Regions from separate parts of the Homo sapiens genome. Here region 1 is linked to region 2. The links are chromatin loops, found by intact Hi-C in ENCODE. Cell type or tissue: heart right ventricle. All regions are shown on one strand.

Region 1 (5,000 bases), 94 kb after region 2:
CTTGGATTCATATGGAGACTAAAACTTTGTCTCTTCCTTTACCAGTCATGTAAGGAGTGAGGGGCTACAGATATAATGCTTCTCACTCAAGTCCCCCCACCCCCTATCCCGCCTCACCTCCCAAAGGGTGAGAAGGGTTTAAGATCACAGAGATGGAAAAAACTTAGGAAACGTATTACACACATTATTAAAATAATAGCAAATTTTTTAAAAGTTCTCACTTGGGAGAACAAATTATACTAGAGGCAAAACCATTTTATTTTAAATCCTTCTAATGACAGTGTTCTGAATTGAAGGGTACACTTCTGTTCCTTGGTAAGCAGAAGATTCTGACATACATTTTCCTTTTCTTGGCAAACCAAGGTCCTTGTTAGGAGCTTTTGTTAGCCTGTGGCAGCTCCTGGGTTTACTTGCCGGTTTCTTAGACCTGCCCTCAAAAGTCAGGATGGTGTCTCTGGCTTCTCCTGCATCTCGCAGTGTCCTCCCCTTCTCCTCTGCAGCTTCCAGTGCACTGTGAGTTACGAAACCAGATAGCCAAACCCAAGAATTCTTTGTGAAATAAACTGTCCTGGTGGGGCTTTGATCCCTGGGGTTGGGAGTGAAATGGTTGGAAAGGCGTCCTTTTACCTCTATCTGGGCTAGTGCCTGGATCTACTGGGGGTGCTGTTTCTCTACCAAATGCACCCAGAGTGCATTTTGGAATTCTCAGTATCCACTTGGCCTGCCCATGACCCCCACCCCTGAGACTGTGAACGAGGAGGTCTGGAGAGATGCTGAGAATGTGTTTGAAGATGCTCCCAGATGAGGCTGATATCCACATGAGATTGAGTGTTGCTGTCGCCCTGAGTTCAACCTCTGCATGAAAGAGGTTGAACTGGAAGTCAGAATTTTACAATGTCAGCCTTAGCCACATGTCATCTTTCTTCTCATAACCTCTTGGACAAACTCCTTTACTTCAGAAAACGAATTTCCAAACCACACAGTATTTCATAGACCAAAATAGAGATTTTTATTTCCAAACACAAAGCAGATACATTTTTAAAAACATAAAACAACAGCAAAAACGTCAAACCATCTTTTAGAACACTGCTACTTCCAACTTGCACAAAAGGAAGGGGAGGAAAACGTCAATGCAACTTTAAAATATAGCACTAAGAAGAAACTCCGGGGTCCTGGTGTTCCTCCCTGGATGGCGGGGAAGGCTCCATTAGCTTTGGACTTGATATGAACCGAGATAACACACACATGTTCCGAGACAGTCGTTTGGCTCCAATACTGCTTGCCTTCCCAGAAAGCTTAATTTATTGCAAATGCATGTTTTACCATCACAAATAATATGACAAGAGTAGATATGGTCCCTCTGCGTATTGTTTACATAATAGAATATTTAAAACAATGGAATGTGTTTGTCTTTGACATCAAAAATCATTTATGCAGCATCTACATGCACATATACACACACAAGTGTGAACGCATACACAAACACACACACACAGACACACACACACACACACACACACCCCATGCCATTGCTTGGTCCACACTGCATGAAACACACCATTCCAGCTACATGAACAGGTCAGTATCAGGTTAGTGTAACCAGGTCTCCAGGTACAAAGGATGAAGTGGGTTTGCTCACATAGACTTAGCTTAGGGTAGAGTGAACTTGTTTATGAGAACCTCGTTTATGCAGAGGTTGGACTCAAGGCGATCGCAGCACTCAATCTGGTGTGATCATCAGCGTCATCTGGGAGCAGCTTCAAAAACATTCTCAGCATCGCCCCAGACATCCTTGTTCACAATCTCAGGGGTGGAGGTCATGAGCAGGCCAAACTCACTCTACCCGACCTGCTGCCTCCAGGATGGGTTCTGAGGAGACATGGGGCCCTCCCATGGGACGGATGACAAATGAAACGAAAAAATCCATCTGGGTGGGGGGCTTTGGAATGAGGGCTCTGGTCTTTCGGACTTGAAATTGGAGGGAAAACGTAATCGTTCCTCCAAAGCTGGTATTGGAAACTTGCCATTTTCCCAACACACACACACAGAAAGAGAGAGAGAAAGGAGAAAATTTAGGACCCACAGAATTAAGCCCTCTTTCAAAGCAGGTTATCTGCTATCCTGAGAAAAAGAGGGCATCGTGTCTAAACCAGCCCAAGGAAATTCCCAGATGACACAGATCTAAGGGGTCATCTGACCTTCCCTTCTTTATGGAGAATGCCAGGGAGAGGCATAAAAACTCTGGACTTTGGGTAAAACGTCCTGAGCCCGATGTGGTCTCCCTGGCTTCTGAGAGACCACAGGCTGGTGTCTGTTGTGCTGAAGCCCAGAGCTGGAAGCCAGGGCTGCCCAGTTGTGCTTCTGCATGGAGATGTGTGTAGTACTCACACATGCTATGCTCACATACGCGTGCATCCCTCCCACCCTGCCCACCCCTTCACATGCACACACAGCTTCCTCTGTCCGCTTCCTCCTCCCCAGTAAAACTTCTGGAACATGCACAAGCGACTGCCTCCTTGTTTCTCCCATGAGAGGAATTGGAACTGCTCAGCAGGCAGAGACCGCGCAAAGCCAACTCTGTCCTCTGCCTGCCCCCGCAAGGGCTGGCCTGTCCGTGCTTTTCCAGTGGGAAGGTAGACAGACAGTGGGTACCTGCTCCCGTCCCCTGGGACCTCATCCTGGTGTTGCCAGCTCCCTTCAGCGGTGGGAGTCAACGGACTTCCCCGCAGGAGTGGGCACAGGAGGAAAGCAGCATGCTGCCCCTGCTTTGGAATGTTGCCCTCCAGCTAACTCACCAGCTGCCAGAGTGGCAGCAGCCCGCGGCCTGCAAAGGAAAGGAAAGCAACTGAGGCCCAGGGAACATTCCATAGAGTGGAGCACTGGGCTCGGAGCCAGTCATGCCTGGGTACAAGTCCCAAATTTACCACTCCCCGCCTAGCTGGCTGCTCTGAGGCAGGCTGCTGACCCTCTCCACACTCTGGTTTCTGATCATGACTCCATAGCACAGGCTTTTTGAAAGTGTCATGACCATATTGCAGGCGCTCGGGGTATGTTTTCTTCCCTCCCTTTCTCATCAGAACAGGAAGAGGGACTGTAGGACTTTGTCCCTCATCTCCACAGAGGTGCTGGGGATGGGCTGGCCTGGTGTTCCTGGTTGCTGAGCTCAGAAGCAAGCGTTTCAGAAAGGAAGCCCAGGATCCTCGGGGGAAACCGAGGTCCCTCCTTATGATTGCTGTCTCTCGGCTGGACAAGGTGGTTGGGTTGGGGATGATGTTACCATGACAACCGGAGAGCAGGTGCTGGGAGATGCTGAGTCCTGCTGACTGTGCTTTAAGGCCCTGAACATCCTGCTGAACCATTTGCTTTTAGACCACGAGCCTGTGTTTTAATGTTCTTTTAGAAACAAATTCCTCCTTGTTCTTACTTTGAAAAACAGAAGTCGTTTCTCTCATACACAGAAGCTAAGGGAGAAACGACAGCTGGTTTTAAGTCCTCTTTGACTCTGGGCCTCTGCTGAAGCAGCCTGCAGGCACTGGCAATTGGGTGATGAGGGCCACCTGTGGGGTGCCCCCACCCACTTTCCTTTTCAAAGCCTCAATTGTCTGCTACAAAACAAAGAGCTGGCCTGGAAAGGCTCAGAGATCCTCATTTTCCAAGATTTGCACCCAGGAGCTCCTCAAGCTCAAGAAGAAATGAAAGCAAATATGCATTGCCTGGGCTGAATCCAAACACAAAGAAAGTGTTCAAAAGCTTAGCCCTGGGTGCTCACCGCCAGGACAAAGACGGGAGGGGCTGTTCCTGCACAAAAACTCTGGCAAGCTGGGCAGATCTATTTGTCGGTTCCCAAGCCTTGCAGGAAGAATGTCTACAATGCCTTTGGGTAGACCTGAAGGACTCAGGGTCCCCTGAGAGGAGGTGGCAGGCCGTGGTGGCAGGTCACTCTCACACTGCAAGGATGATGCCTTCGAGTTCCACACAAGGAGCATACAGCCAAGGCATGGAGGGTCAGGACAAACTCTGGTTTTCTCCTCCAATTGTAGCAGAGACAGCGAAGTGCCACTCCAAGCCACCCTACCCTTCATTCTTACTAGAAGAGCCCCCATCTTTTTGGGGCACATGTTCCCAGACTCCTTGCAGATGTGGGGGAAAACATGTGACACAGTCCTGGCCAATGAGATGAGAACGGAAGTGGCTGGTGGAGCTTCTGGGAAAGCTGCTAATGAGGAGGGCAGATTCGTCTAGTTCACTCCCCTTCTTCCTACCTGGAACCCAGATGAAAAATTGGAGGTACAGCAAGCATCCTGGGCCATGAAGTGACTGTGATATAAAGGAAGGACAGTTGCAAAGCCTTGGCTCTGACATCCATAACCTGAGGAGACGATGCCAGCAACCGCCTATATCTAGACTTCTCAGGAGGAGAGAAAAGTAAAGTCTCTGACTGGTTTAAGCCAAAGTTGGTCGGGGGAGGAGGGATTCTGTTACTCGTGGCTGAATCTAGGGATTTCTCTTCCAGATGCGAGCCCACGCGCACAATCCTAGGATACCTAATATTTCAGGGAGCACTGAACGCTCCAGGGCTGACTTCCCTCCTTACCAATAGGTGGGGGGAGGTGGTAAGGAACTGGACCAATGTCACACAGCCCATCAGCAGCAGAGTTCCAACTCAACCCTGTCTAGTGCTGAGCAGTATCAAGCTGTCATCCAGTGGGTGCAGAGACCGACCCCCACTCCTGGAACTAACTCCCTGAGCTCACTGGCCAAACAAGAACTGCTGAGGTCTCAGAGTCCTAACCTGTAAAATGGGTACAAAGTTGGAACAAGACAGTCTATGGAAGCCCTCCAACTCTGACAGCCTGAAGAATCCAGGTATCCTCCTTCAACAGAGAACTTAGCATTTCCTAATCCATTTTGCCTCCCCTAAAAGTCCTACTTGGCAGTTCATCCCATTGTCTGCTTTCTGGGGCTAGTTTGTCTCACCCAATTACTAGATGAAGGAAAAA
Region 2 (5,000 bases):
ACATTCTCTGGCCTCCTGGGTAGACAATCTGTGACTCATGCGGGCCTCTTCCTTCCCCTTGAGTCCCACTCTCCTGCCCTCTGTCGGGAAGCCTCCCCGGGTTTCTATGGCCAAGTGGTGCCAGCCCCGTGACCAGAGCCCTGGTCTGTACACTCTCAGCTCAGGCCTGTTGCCGCCACCGTGTTCTCCACCAAACTCACAGAGAAACCTACAGGGCAGTCTAGCTGTGCAAATGTCCCCCTCAAGACTGGACTGGGCCTCCCTCCCCACCCTACACTCCTGCAGGACCCACGGTGAGCACCCACAGTTCCTACACGCTGATCTCAACCTCACCATAACCCTATCCTCTCTGTACTGAGAACTCCTAGCATGTCCCATTCACCCACCCCTCCATCCCGAGCTCCCAGAATTTCAGGGGGACTGGACAACTGTTATTTGACCAAAGGACCAGGCTTCAAGTGGGTAAGCCCATTTCTAAAGCAGATTTAAAACGTACCCCAGGCAGTCTGGCACCCTTTGGAGAAGAAGGCTGGGCTGCCACACATACAACAAGCATTCCCTGCTGTCATCACGAGAAGCACCTTCTACTTGTCACGTGCCCTGGGTCTGGGTTCAGAAAATACAGTTCCTAACTTTCTACAGGAAGTCCTCCAGATTGCTGTATTCTGCATAGCAGCCTGATACTTGCTGACAAGGACCCATTTCCTACTCCGTAGGGAGGCTGGCCGGCCTCACCCCACGAACCTGATTCCAGCCTTCCAGGCCCCTATATTCACATACTGCTGCTGGAAAGAAGAGTGATTCCTTGTCCACAGATGTTGGGGCTTTCTTCTGGATAGAATCAGACGTGGGATAACAATGACCAGGCAAGTGTGGGAGGCACGTGGCAGGGGTTCCAAGATAACACCTTAGTTCTGGGATGTGGGGGCATCTTGACGGCTTTCATCCTGGGCTGCTGTTCCAAGGCAGAGCAGCTGACTTTAGCAAAAACATCACTGACAGACATACACACACAGAGAGATACACACTAAAAATACACATACACGGCCAGGTGCAGTGGCTCACACCTGTAATCCCAGTACTTTGGGAGGCCAAGGCAGGTGGATCACCTGAGGTCAGGAGTTCGAGACCAGCCTGGCCAACATGGTGAAAGCCTGTCTCTACTAAAAATATAAAAATTAGCTGGGCATGGTGGCGCATGCCTGTAATCCCAGCTACTCGAGAGGCTAAAGCAGGAGAATTGCTTGAACCCAGGAGGCAGAGGTTGCAGTGAGTCAAGATCACACCATTGCACTCCAGCCTTGGTGACAAGAATGAAACTCTGTCTCAAAAAAATAAAATAAAAATTAAAAACACACATACACACACCACTTTTCTTTTGCTGAGAGCATTTTACTAACACTTTTCTCCATTTCTGTCTTCCTCTTTTTCTACACTGGGCTGGATGATACATATTTTTGGTTTTGTGGGTACTTCTTTGCCTCAACTACTCAGCTGTGCCCTTGTCCTGCAAAAGCAGCTATAGGCAATATGCAAATAAATGGGTGTGTCTATGTGCCAATAAAACTTTATACACAAAAAGAGGCAGCAGGCCAGATTTGGCCTGTGGGCCGTAGTTTGCAAATCCCTACTCCGATAGAAAGAAAGTAGGAAAAGAAGACCTGGTAAGGAAGAAAAAGTCCATTTTTTGATGCTGCACTTATGATTTCTGATGCTGCCTCTAATTCCTTCTGTGACTAACGCAATCTACCACTGTTTAAACAAAAAAAAAAAAAAGGCATGGGGAAAGAAAAAAAATTTATAAAAAGGTTTCTATGGGAACAGGGAGTTCACTTTTAATGGTTCAATCACAAAAAAGACAATTACTTTATTTTTCTCTCTTCTTCTCAGACATAGGGCAGATGTGATCTATGGCTTGTCGGGCAGAGGGACTTTGTCCAGAGCCTCAGCTATTTCAGTGAAAAATTAAATGCCAGAGTGTTCCACAGGTCAGGGAGGGCAGTTTATGAAATCTGGGCCTCTTGGGCAAAGGGTTGCTTCCCTAGAGCTGCAGATCTGGTGAGACATCCCGCCTCTCTCATGAGGCTATAGGGCCAGCAGGCAGCTCTGGGCTGCTCTGATGCAAAGTCGTGGCTGCTGACACGTGATTCTGTGGCGAAACTTCTTCCTAGGTCTGCTGCCAACTGGACTGAGGGCTTCCCTCTCCCTGCTGCAAAGCCATTTGTGAGATGGGCTTCTGTTTTACCTGGCCCCTGAACACTCTCGTTCCTTGGTACAAACATGCCTGGGTGGAGTCCAGAGCCCCTTGTTTGCCCTGATGGCGGGCTGGCCACTATACCTCCCTAGGTACCTTCAACTTGACAGCCAAGGACAAGCCAAGAATGTACATCATTTACCACGTGTACTTGTATAGCAAAGCTTATGAAATGCAACATTTTCTACCCAGGACACTTGGTGGAAGTGAATCTCCAGCACTCCACAGTGAAAAGAATCTAGGATGCAGCCAGCAGTGCTTAGTAGAGCCCAGAGTCACACACCAGCCATCCACTCATGCATGCCGGGCTGGAAGGCAGACGGCTTTAGGTGGGCACCTGCCCAGGCCCACCACTCCTTGACCACCTTCCCAGGGGTGGATTTGAGCCCCAGATAATCCAACCCTCTCATTTTGCAAATGAGGAAACTAAGGAACCACAAGGGAGAGAGATTTTTCAGAATCTCACAGCGAGTTTGCAACAAAGCCAGGACCCTGGCTCAGGCCTTCAGCCTTTGGGTCTTGGTTGTGGCTTCCGCAGCCGCACAATGCTCCACCTGGAAAGGCCCCTCAAGAAAAATCCACACCATGAGATAGGGATGGAGCTGGCACTAGAACACGGCCTTTTGCCTGTTGTAATCAGGAGTGAACTCAAAGCCCGTGGCCTGACCCCAGCCACAGTCAGAAAGAAACTTTCTACATGATGATTCATCCCTTAGAACCAGGCACACAGCCCCAGGGGTAGTGCCCTGGCAGGCAGTTCCTTGACATGAAACCTGTGCATTTGGTTTTCTTTGGGTTTTTATATAGAAACCTTCAGTGCACTTGCTGTGCCCTCTAAGAGCTGGCGGAGGTGGGAACAGGAACGGTCCCTCCTTGGCTCCATCCCTTCTCTGGCTGCTGGATAACGGTGACCATGGCAGCATCCCATCCCACTGCTGTGTGCTCCACTGCTGTGTGAAAGGAAGGTCTAGAGATAGGGAGGTAAAGATGGAGCGATAAGGAACTGGAGGGGTGGGCTGTGGGGGCAGGAATTGTTGGGGAGTTATGGGAGAGAAGGTTGGTGTGGCATCCTGAGCCAGGCCACAGGTGACCTCGCACAACAGGTCAAGGGGCTTGGACTTCATCCTGTAAGCCAGTGCAACCCAGCCTTTTTCTCGTGGTCACATGGGACCATGATACCATTTGTCCTGGGATGGGCCAAAGAGCTGCCCAGGCCCCCACTCTGCTGCCCTTAGCTCATGGGTTGGGAAGCTCTGCTGTAGGTCACAAAACCTACTGGTGGCTTTAGCAACAACATGCTCGAGTGGCTGGGTGGTGGGTGGAAAGCCGTAAAGAAGTCAGTGACTGCGGAGTCCAAGTTCGCATGAGGGACACCTGCACCTGGGCCTGAGCCAGTGGAACAAAAGGAGAAAGTGGGCCACATGGGCCGGGGCTGATCCTTCGGAAAACGCAGGCCCTGCCCTGCCTCTGAGCCTGCCTTGAGGGGATTCCAATCATTTCTCTCCCTTCTGCACTGTGCAACCCAGAACCTACGCAGTCAAGTTTCTGCTTGGCCTTCAAAGTCCAGGTCCAGAATTACAGCATCAAACGCCAAAAGCACCAGAATGACAGGGGATGGCCCAAAGCAGAACTGACCTCTGCACCGCTAGAATCAGAAAATTCAAGCTACAGTCTGGCTGGGTGCCCATGACAGTTTCACGCTCCTGAAAGGCAGAGACTAGAACCAGCTTTCATTCTCCAATGTCTGCAAGATGCTACGTGCTCGACACACATGTGCTAAACTGCTCAGAGAAGGGTTGTGGGTTTTTTGGGTGGTGGAGGCTTCCCACATGAATGGAGCCTTCTTTAAATCCTGGCCTGACACCCCTTTTTGTCCAACAGTACAGTGACCCCCAGAACTGGTGGAACACTGAGCTGGACCCTGAGGCTCAGACAAAGAGGGAGAGGGGGCAGCCAGACTAGCCTGTCTTTCGAAGGACACCAGAGCCCCCAGCCAGGTACGGAACTAAGGCGCAGACCTATTAACACACCACCTCTAACATCAGTTCTAGAAAATATGTCCCTGCCTTCCCACATGGCTCCAAGGAAGCAGGGACCACCTGGCAGAAGCTGCCAGCATCCTGCAATTCCATCTTCTCTTCTCCAAAAAGGTCAACAGCTTGGACCACCCCTGTTTCCTTGCAAGGGACCCTGTGAGGGTGGCACAGGCAGTCTGCCCAGAGGGACATGCCCATGCTCTGCCAGAGGGCTCCTCCTTGACGAACGTCTTTTTGAGCTATGCATGTGAACATATCCATGAACACTGCATCTGCTCAAGTATCAGACACAGGAAGGTGAGTGGCAGGCCTCTTGGGAGGGGCCATCACTCTGCCCAGCTCACCCGGACCTCCAAAGACAGGTCGAGAAATCTTCATTCCAATGTTTTTTGGGGGATGACCTATGACATCACAATCACATTGCATGGATTTCAGAATCCTACAGTTCAGCGTGAGAGATAAAAGCCTTGGATGAGCAAGTGAGCAGAGGCCAAGATACTTCTAAGTCAACTTAAACTTATGGATATATGGAAAGATACAAAGATATAGCTCTATTATTAAACTATTCTTCCCTGAAATGCAATATCCCAGAGGTTGTAAGCTCAGGGCTACCCCTCATTAATGACCCCAGGATCACCCCATCCCAGGGCCCCAAGAGAGTCAAAGCTTTCTGAAAAGAATCAGGAATGCCTGACCCTGACAGCAGCTGC

The links. Peaks named below come from ENCODE experiments on the same cell type or tissue, not always from the same donor. Only the 100,000 strongest peaks of a DNase experiment are listed, where the experiment ranks them.
Region 1: a loop joins it to region 2, with 2.2 times the contacts of the local background. A loop is called at or near these places in 7 of 110 quality-filtered maps.

The regions. Positions count from the first base shown.
Region 1 is chr14:95,406,281-95,411,280 of GRCh38, forward strand. It overlaps SYNE3 (spectrin repeat containing nuclear envelope family member 3), which reads right to left. Exons shown (of 18, transcript NM_152592.6): 18 at 986-5,000. Among named protein-coding and RNA genes, the nearest start is that of LINC02292, 79 kb to the left of the region's middle. In heart right ventricle, no CTCF peak of the experiment used is centred here; DNase peaks (open chromatin) are centred at 2,587 and 3,830; H3K27ac peaks cover 3,512 bases.
Region 2 is chr14:95,311,879-95,316,878 of GRCh38, forward strand. The region is part of intron 1 of CLMN (calmin); the gene reads right to left. Among named protein-coding and RNA genes, the nearest start is that of CLMN, 5.5 kb to the right of the region's middle. RefSeq lists a silencer at 2,981-3,040. In heart right ventricle, no CTCF peak of the experiment used is centred here; a DNase peak (open chromatin) is centred at 2,143; H3K4me3 peaks cover 36 bases; H3K27ac peaks cover 2,194 bases.